Linked DNA regions of Homo sapiens: region 1 is linked to region 2. The links are chromatin contacts, found by Hi-C in ENCODE. All regions are on one chromosome and are shown on one strand. The core of a region is the stretch at or near the end of the contact, and the rest is flanking DNA. Distances in the headings are between cores, read along the strand shown. Region 1 has its middle 17 kb from the start of SIGLEC8. Region 2 holds the start of ZNF175 (zinc finger protein 175).

Evidence for each region. Hi-C counts contacts between places; a loop is a spot of excess contacts on that map. Pooled maps may share reads with other maps.
Region 1: a loop to region 2 is called in a map of CD8-positive, alpha-beta T cell, with 5 times the contacts of the local background. The contact joins the enhancer-like site here to the promoter of ZNF175 in region 2. A Hi-C loop is called at or near these places in 1 of 168 maps with a recorded cell type or tissue (CD8-positive, alpha-beta T cell), 1 of 37 single-sample maps with no recorded cell type and 7 of 50 pooled maps.

The regions. Positions count from the first base shown.
Region 1 is chr19:51,438,882-51,443,351 of GRCh38, forward strand. No RefSeq gene overlaps it. Among named protein-coding and RNA genes, the nearest start is that of SIGLEC8, 17 kb to the right of the region's middle. RefSeq lists enhancers at 2,442-2,731, 3,032-3,171. Within about 2 kb of position 2,815, at least 8 of the 41 ENCODE cell types and tissues checked have a DNase peak (open chromatin) inside an H3K27ac peak, as active enhancers do; they include CD8-positive, alpha-beta T cell, where a contact is called at or near this core.
Region 2 is chr19:51,569,909-51,574,941 of GRCh38, forward strand. It overlaps ZNF175 (zinc finger protein 175), which reads left to right and starts at 1,375. Exons shown (of 5, transcript NM_007147.4): 1 at 1,375-1,567; 2 at 3,242-3,493. The coding sequence starts at 3,422. RefSeq lists an enhancer at 1,037-1,096.

The DNA of each region.
Region 1 (4,470 bases), core at 1,565-4,064, 130 kb before region 2:
AAAAAACAAACCCCCAAAAACAAAGATTTACAATCTTACCAAACAGGAATGGTAACTACAGGAAGTAGTTACTATCTGAGGTTATTGGTAATGTTATTGCTATTGTTAATGTCACTTTTTTTTCCCACTCCCATTTTCTCTGGAAGCCGTTTGGGAGGTCCTGCCTCTCACCTTCTCTATCCACTTCTTACTCCTACCAGAGGTTGTAGACAAAGATGAGGGTTGATGCATTGTGCAACTCTGTGGCTCCCCCTAGTGATATGATACATTTGGGGTGATGGGGTTTGCCTAGACAGGGCCCCAAGGATGCTGGTAGGGAGCAGGTAGGGAACCCCACCTTGTGTACAGCTCCTCAAAAATCCCAGGTTAACATTCCATTTGGTCTCCAGGCCTGATAAATGGGGAGGAGTGGCTGTTCATTAGTGTGCACTCTGGCTGCACCGGGCAGGACTTTGCCCCGGGAGGGACTGTGACGTTCTGCTCTCTTGGTAAGAAGGTACAAAGCTGGGCTCCAGAAATGGATTGAGAGCTCCTTGGGTCTGCTCCCCAGGCTGCCACCCGCCCCCAGGTGAGCCCTGGATACTGCTATTCCTGACTGAAGAGACAGGGTTTTGGACAAGGTGCTCCAGAAGGCCAGATTTCTCTCTGGGCAAGGTTCATGTGTTTCCCACACAAGTCTACTTCTGGGATTCTTCATGGATCTACAAATCGGACTAGGCAAAAGCTGTGCATGCTGCTGTGTATACAAAATAGTAAACCCTGATATAGACGATGGACTTTGGGTGCTAATACCGTATCAATGGAGGTTCATCAAGTATGACAAATGTACCACTCTGGTGGGAGATGCTGATAATAGAGGAGGTTATGCATGTGTGGGGGCAGGTGGTATATGGAGAATCTCTGTACCTTCTGCTCAATCTGTGAACCTAAACTGCTCTAAAAATTATGTCTATCCCGTCATATGCTTCTGGGAAAAATTGTCTATATATATTTTTTAAATGGAAAGAACTGGCTGGGCATAGTGGCTCAAGCCTACATCTCAGCACTTAAGGAGGCTGAAGTGGGAGGATTGCTTGAGTCCATGAGTTTGAGATCAGCCTGGGCAACATAGGCAGACTCTGTCTCTACAAAAAAAAAAAAAAAATTAGCTAGGCATGGTAGTGCATGCTTGTGGTCCCAGCTACTCGGGAGGCTGAGGCAGGAGGACTGCCTGAGCCTGGAGGGTTGAGGCTGCAGTGAACCATGATCATGCCACTGCACTCCAGCCTGGGCAACAGAGCAAGACCCTGTTTCAAAACAAATTGAAAAAAGCTTAATGCTCCTAAATAGGGTATTGGTTGAATAAGTCAACACACATCAAATTCAGTGGAATACTATGCAGCCATGAATAATTAACAGTAGTGGTGCAGAGCTGTTGCTTCTCCAGTGGGGATCCAGGACCCAAGGGCAGGGCGTGAAAAGTGCTTCAGAGGAGCTAAAGGCAGAAGGTCCACTTTGCATATCTTCTGGGGATGTCATTTATACTCAAATACTGAGTCAGGTCAATCAGACAACTTTAGTGACAATGAATGCATTATTTTCCCGTTGAAACTAACAGAAACGTGTTTTTCCATAGGCCACAAACATTCATAGGGACTTTCAGAGTAAAACAGAAGACTTCAGAGATATTTTGTAATTATATCTAGATACAGAAGACTTGAGATATTTTGTAAATATATGCTAGACACTCAGAGCTGTATATTCACCTTCCTCTGATTAAATTTGCCCTTAATGTTTCAGAATTCCTAATAAAGGACATTTAAGAATATGATCCCACTTTGGTAAACATTATGTATATGTGCATGAGTGTATATAACACATCAAAACTGAAAAGAGAGGATGGCAGATTGCAGGCATTGTTAGCCGGCCTCTCCCACCTTGGAAAGATGAAACAGTGTATAAAGATTTATGTTGTGACCTTTTCACCAGGGACCAACACAGGAACTTAACAGGAAAACTGGAAGAAACCACAGACCTTTCTAAAGAAACGGTGGGCAGCAGCCTACACCACGAGCCAGACAGAAAACTGTGAGTCCCCACAGTGTGAGAAGGGGAGAGACTGACTCAGGGATGTGCACTCCCACTGGGGTGCCACGCAGTCCAGGCCACAGGAGGGGGAAGCCCTCACCCTGCCCAGCACTGGAGCTGAGTTAGGGAGCGTTGGGGAGTAGATAAGGAGTCACATTGGGATGTGCTTGGCGTGCAGTCCTGGGCTCCAGCAGGGACAGAGGGAAGCCATTCCCGATGCTACCTCACAGGGGGCCTTGCAGAAGCCAGCTAGCTGACTCAGGAGGCGGTCACGGGTTGAGAGAAGCTCCCGACTGAGATCTGCAATGTCATCTTGAGTGGGGAAAGTAGACTTGCCCGAAATCTAAGACTCATAGGTGTTCTTGAGGGAGAAGAAAAAGCAAAAAGTTGAGAAAATTCAATGATTGGAAAGATACAGAATCAACCTAAGTGCTCTTCAACCCGAAGGAAAGGCTACAAAAGAATACACATCCCTGAGTCAGTCTCTCCCCTTCTCACACTGTGGGGACTCACAGTTTTCTGCCTGGCTCGTGGTGTAGGCTGCTGCCCACCGCTTCTTTAGAAAGGTCTGTGGTTTCTTCCAGTTTTCCTGTGAAGTCTCTGTGTTGCTCCCTGGTGCAGCTGCAGCGTAAGTAGGTTAGACAGGCGTTTCACAGCCTCCCTTACACAGCCTCCCTTAAAGGGAAACACATTTGCTAAATAGACGGAGAGAACAATCCGCCGGACAGCTCGCAAACCCCGACAGCGCATAAACCGCATCCTGGGCTCGTGGTCAAAACATCCTGTAGCAAGGAGGTAGAAGGGAAGAAGGGACAGTCCCCATATCCGTGCAAGTGCAGAAACCCATGCTTAGGTAGTGTCCTTGGGCTGACCTATGCTCATTATAATAGTGAAAACACACCCTCACGTGGAGACTTAAGGTGCTACTGAGACAGCGATGTATATGCACTAGCATGTACAGCCATTGCGCATGCGGGCCTAACAGACCACCCAGAACACGCTTAAGAGCAACACCGTCCCACCCACGCATGAGTAATCACGGAAGATTCCCCTAAAGGGAGTTTCCCCAGCGTCAGTCAGCGCTGTCTCACCTTTGAGCAGCCGCTCTGACCAGCTGTTAAGAGTGCACGTTCACTTTGCAATTAACTCTCTTGCTTACTTTTACCTTGGACTCACTCTCGAATTCTTTTCTTGAGGCAAAGTCAAGAACCGGAACTGGCCCACCAGCCATAGCAGGGGAGACTGTGTGTGCCGCGGTGCAGGCAGCACTCATGCCGGGAATGGTGAGGATGGCACCAGCTTGTCGGATTTTTTGTTGGCATTTGTGTTTGTTTCTCTACTCACCACCCAAGTGATAAAATAGGATCCTTGGTGTGGAACTTAGAATTATGCCAAAAAGCTAACAGTTCTCCTTTCTAGCCAGCTACAAAGCCAGACCATGCCCACCACTGCCATGCTTGCAAAACGGGTCACCACGGCCTGTAGGTGAGCAGTTGTGTAGGAGAAAAGAATCCAATTTTTTTGTGTGCTCTTTACTATTATGTAGACAGCTCCGTCTTCAGCCCACACTTTGGTTCCCTGTGGATTTCAGTTTGTGTCCTGTGTCTGAGGACAGCGGACTGAATACAGTGATTTTTTACCTCCAATAAATGTCATCCCGCTGCCCTTCCTGTGCCTCGAGGGTTGTCTGTTTTTCTCTTTCTTTTTCTTTCTTTCTCTTTCTTTCTTTCTTGCTTACTTTTCTTTCTTTCCTTCCTTCCTTCCTTTTCTTTCTTTCTTGTCTCCTTCCTTCCTTCCTTAACTCCTTCTTTCTTTTTGACAGAGTCTTGCTCTGTCACTCAGGCTGAAGTGCAGTGGCATTATCCCAGCTCACTGCAACCTCCACCTTCCAGGTTCAAGCGATTCTCCTGCCTCAGCCTCCCGAGTAGCTGGGATTACAGGCGCTCGCCACCACGCCCAGCTAATTTTTTGCATTTTTAGTAGAGACGGGGTTTCTCCATGGTGCCCAGGATTGTCTTGATCTCTTGACCTCGTGATCTGCCTACCTCGGCCTCCCAAAGTGCTGGGATTACAGGTGTGAGCCACCGCACCCGGCCCTGTTTTTCACTTTCTTTTTTTTTTTTTCCACAGGATTAAAATTATTTATTGAATAGACATTTATGGAGCATCTATTATAACAGGAAAAAGTACCAGGCCCTGAAGACACAAGAATAAAATCAAGCGTTTACAACTTACAAAAGGAGAAAGACAAGTACACCACAGTGTACAGCAATATTTATAGTACTGACATAAAGTAGTCATAGATATGGTGTTCGGGGGAGCAGTGAAGGACAAGGACCAGGACAGGGAACTCCATTTTGAGCAGAGTATTAAAAGATGACTAGGATAAAATCTTAAAGAAAC
Region 2 (5,033 bases), core at 125-2,624:
CCTCCTACTTCTATCTCAATTTTCACTCTCTGCATTTTCCTTTTTTTAAATAAAATGTACCAAAGCCGTAGGGTAAATCCTATGACACAGTAAAGAATAGTCTCAGATTTATAAGTGGAGAAAATTCAAAAGTTCTAAGTCCGGGGAATTTCTTAGTAACTCAAACAAAATGTCACACTTTCTCACATAATAAAGATAAGTGTTTTTATTGATTTTACACTATTTGCTTACAGTAAATATATAATTGATGTTTTAAAATAAAAGCAGGTTTCATGCTTCATGTAACAAAGTTAGGTTCAGATACTAATGTGAAAACTCAACTATTCCTGGGAAACCATGTTCAAAAAAATGCTTCATTGGCTAAGCAGTCTTATTTTATTATTCAAATGGACTAAAAATGAGGTATGAAGTAATTAAAAGTAATATGGTGGCTTTAAGTGCAGAGATGGGGTGGCAGAAGCTGTGAACACAGAATGTAAAATCGGTAACTACAAAATGGCACAAACTACGAAAGCAATATATTTAAATTACTATTTTTTAAAAAAGAAGGATCATTTCAGATCTTCACCTTCAGATCCTCACTCAGCCCTGCCTCCTATTTCCCATAATCAGCCATTTTTTTAATTTTATGATTGCTATTACTCACCTTCTAGAATATATTTTTGTTTATTTGATTGAACAACCTCTTCCTGAAAATTCTGCCCAGTTGGGCTGGCTGACATTGATCTCAGTAATTGTGTTTTTTTCCTTTAACTTGATTATATTTTTTTCATTCGCCTCTCTTTAAATGAAGTGTCCCAAGAGCCCTAAATTCTCTCTTCAGGTGGTCGCTTGGTAGGTTACTTCATCAATAGGTTCATCCAGGTATAGAGAGCAATGGTGTAAGGATAACAAAGATACAATTTCTCAGAAAGATAACATTTTCAAAAGTGCTATTAAAGACAGTGAGTTGTTCAGCAATTCAGGAAAAAAAAGTCTTTAAATCAGAGGGAAAAATATAGAGAAAAAGTATTTTTCAGAATACATGTCAGTTTCTCCTAGAAATATATATACACAAGTATTGAATAGGTCCCCTGCCAATGTAGGACCCAAGACTTTTACTCTGTGACATTCCATTTGTCCTTGGCTGTACGGAATAAAAGCCCTTTGACGATGGCGGCCTCCAATATCATAATCCGTATGGGTGCGGCCATGCCGTCCTCCCTACCAAGTTTCTGAAGTTGAATGAACCGCGGAATAAAGGTACGCCGTTATACGCCATGATAACTGTTGGCGGAGCGTAGCTTCAAAAGTGTTAGTGGGCATGCGCGCGGTTCAACAGCGCCTACGGAAATCCTAACGGGAATGTAACCCAAACCGGAAGTGGCCTAGAGCGACCATTTAGCTTCTGTTGTTAAGTGGATCTAAGCCTATGTCGCTTACTGGACGCTGAAGTGATTGGGAATATTAGCAGTGGGGGTTCTGTAGGGTCAGGAAGGGGCGGCTGGCTTTGGGGGAGTGATGAGGGGCTTGTTGGGGGTGGGGGTGCGTGATAAAGGGATTTCTCGGCTGAAGACGAGGCTGTGAGGTGAGTGACGGGCTTGTTTTGGCTGAGCGATGAGGGGTTTCTGGGGTGGGTGATGGGTGCTGTGGGGTAAGTGGCGTTTGCTAATTTTAGTTGGATAATTAGCCTGTTAATTTTCCCTCTTTTCTTGCTTATTTTCTGCTTGTAGTATTTTTGTGACTTAAATTCCAAGTGTACTTTAATATCGGATTTTATATTGGTCCACGAAACTTGCTAACTTGAGGACAGTGAACGTGCATCTTAAGAGCGCCTTTGCGGATGGTGCTGGAGGACGTTCAGGGAAGGGATTCACTGTCCGTGGGACTAGGGGAGTCAGTGATTGATTGGCAGCCAAGAGCTTCAGAGGTTGGAGGACTTTGAGGATCACACTGTAACACTCTCAGGGGACCAGTGATGGGCAACCTATAGGAATCAGTAGAGTGGGGTTGCCAGGGGTAGCCTATGGCAGCCAGTTGACTGGAGGCGTAGGGGGTCAATGATGGGGATTTGTGAGGGTGAATGCATTGCTTTCTAGGCAGTGAGTGTTGGGGTCCTTCAGGGATTGGTGGGTGGGTCAGTGTTGGCCTCTTCTTGGGTCCCTTGGACATGGTAAGGATCAGTAATTGACAGTTGAGCACATCGATGATGGTTTCCTATTGGGGCATTTCATTTGGACCCCTATGTTGGGGATTATTTGTCGTTTTATGGAAACCAGAAAATTGTGCTCGCTGGGAAACATTTCTTGGCTATCAGGGCAGTAAAGATTTCAGAAGCCTGTGCCATGTCAGTGACTGGGAGGCATTTTGGAACTTTCTGGCAGCCCTGTAGTACACTCATTGGGGATTTCTGAAAGTCAGTCCTGTCAGTGATTGCATTCAGGTGCGGTGGGGGCAACTTATTGTGGACAGGCAAGAAATGGTAACTGGAGGCCCTGATGCATGTCTGCAAATTTTCTGTGTCAAGATGGGGATTGGGACAGTGATTTTAAGTTTTAGCTCTAGTCAGAAGAGGCTGGTCTGTGTGTGGTGTATTATGGACGGGGACTGAAAAGTCCAGAAGCTCAGAATAGGTACACCAGACAGAGCCACCTCCCGGCCTGAGTTCTATGAAGGCAACAGAAAGAGGAAATGGTGTTTCTGGAAGCTGGCCACGTATGGGTACATGAGATAGTGGAGACAGTGTACAGTTTAGAACAAGGCAGATGTGGGGCTGATTCCCTGTTTTTCCATTTACAGACTGAGTAACCTTCAGGCAAATTATGTAACAGCACACAGCCTCATTATCCTCATCCTCAAAATGGGTATGATAATGCCCATGATATTTAGCTGACAATTAAATTGACAACTTTCTTTTTTTAATTCATATTTATCACGTGCCAGGCAGGCACTGAGGACTTGACAAGCTTCATCTTGGTTAAGTTTCCCAACATCTGTGATAAATACCTGCATTTTCATTTTGGAAACTACAACTAAAGTAATATTTTCATATTCTCACAGTGAAAATGTGGCAAAGCTGCAATGAATTCACCATTTAGTCCAGACTCAGTCTTTATTTTTAACCCTGACTAATAACTAGAGTTGGGCTTTCTGAACTTTGTCTACTCCAATGTCTGACACAGTGACTTCACCTCAGTGCCCTCAGGAAATATTTGTGGAGTGAATGTTGAATGAGTGACCATGTACTCATTGCTTTTCCAAGGCTTCTGCAGAACCCCCAGGTCAGGCCACATCATTGAGGCTGCAGGATCTCTCTTCATAGCCCAGTACGACTCTCCGCCGTGTCCCTGGTTGGAAAATCCAAACACCTATCCAGCTTCTGGCTCCTGGGAAAAGTGGAGTTGTCAGCAAGAGAGACCGAGAGTAGAAGCCCAGAGTGGAGATGCCTGCTGATGTGAATTTATCCCAGAAGCCTCAGGTCCTGGGTCCAGAGAAGCAGGATGGATCTTGCGAGGTAAACAGGGGCAGCCCTGGGGATAGTTCTCCAGAACGTGAGGGCAGACACAGGATGCAGCAGGTCTGGGCTCCCTGCTCCTGAGTCAGTCTTGAGCCTCCTGTCAAGCGAGGACCACAGAGGCTGATGTTTCCACATTCATAGGCTATCTGTGTTCTAGAGGAAACCATGAACTGGCTGATAAAAGAGGATAGTAGAGGGTTGGCCTTGGGTCAAGAAAGAAGAAACTGTAGTCCCTGGTCTGATCAGAAGCCCCAGTCATAGGATGGAAAAGCTGACTCTTTCCTGCTAAGCACTGGTTCTGCTCCTTCATCCACCACTGGGTCTTTGAAAAATTTCAAGTGGTCCCCCCCACCAAATTCCTTGCTTGGTCCATGGGGTTTGGCCCGTTTTTCCTCTGTTCTCATAAGGTGCGGCAAAATCTCCTTCCTTTGTAATTTAAATAGTCACAGGGAGGTAGAGTGAGAAGAGGCTTTTAAGGACCATGTGAAGAGGCTTTTAAACACTTTTTCCTGTTTAAAAAGGTGAACAAAAAATGCTGGAAAACAGTGTTTCCAGATTGCCCACAGATAGAAATAGTCAGGATTTGGTAACAAGAAATCAGAATTCTTGGTATAGTCAAGATTTCCTGAAATCCTAAATTATTCTGTGTATCTCTTGATGCTTTATTTACAAGTCTTTAAATAGTATGTGACTATAATAGTAAACAGTGTACCATTGTTCTGTGATGGGTTTATAACCAAATTTACAGAGATGTTCTGTTTTTTAAAAAAAGTATAATAAATATGTGTGTTATTATCCTGAACCAATATATTGTGAGATTATATATTTCAGTAACCTGTTAAAATCATCTCAACCTGCTAGAAACATTTGATAATAGAAAGTATTAAAAGAAGGGAACATTAACACAAAATAAATTGCACATATAAATCATTTTCAAAATTGTAAATACCCCAAATATTTAAAAGTCGTTCTTAAAAGAAAAATTGAAACATACAAGTTTAGGTGGGGCACAGTGGCTCATGCACTTTGGGAGGCCGAGGCGGGCGGATCACTTGAGCCCAGGAGTTGGAGACCAGCCTGGGCAACATGGCGAGACTCTACAAAAATACAAAAATTAGCCAGGTGTGGTGGCATGCACCTGTAGTCCCAGCTACTGAGTACGTTGACGTGGGAGGATCACCTGAGCTTGAGGCGGTCAAGGTTGCAGTGAGCTGCAATCATGACACTACACTCCAGCCTGGGCAATAGAGTGAGACCCTGTCTCAAAACAAAACAAGTTTAAAACATGAAATTGTCTAAGTCTTTGTGACAGCAGTGCAGATGCACAAACGTTTCTCTCATTTGCATTGATGTTGGTCAACTTGCGTGTTCAGAACATCTTCAAGTTTAGCGTTTTAGGACACATGTTCAATATAAGCTTTTTTCCTTTTTTAACAATGAAATTTTTTTTCTGCTTGACCTGATTTCCAGTTTATCATTTGAATCAATACTGCTGTCGCTAATTCAGATTTTCCATCAGTGTCTGAATTCATGTCAG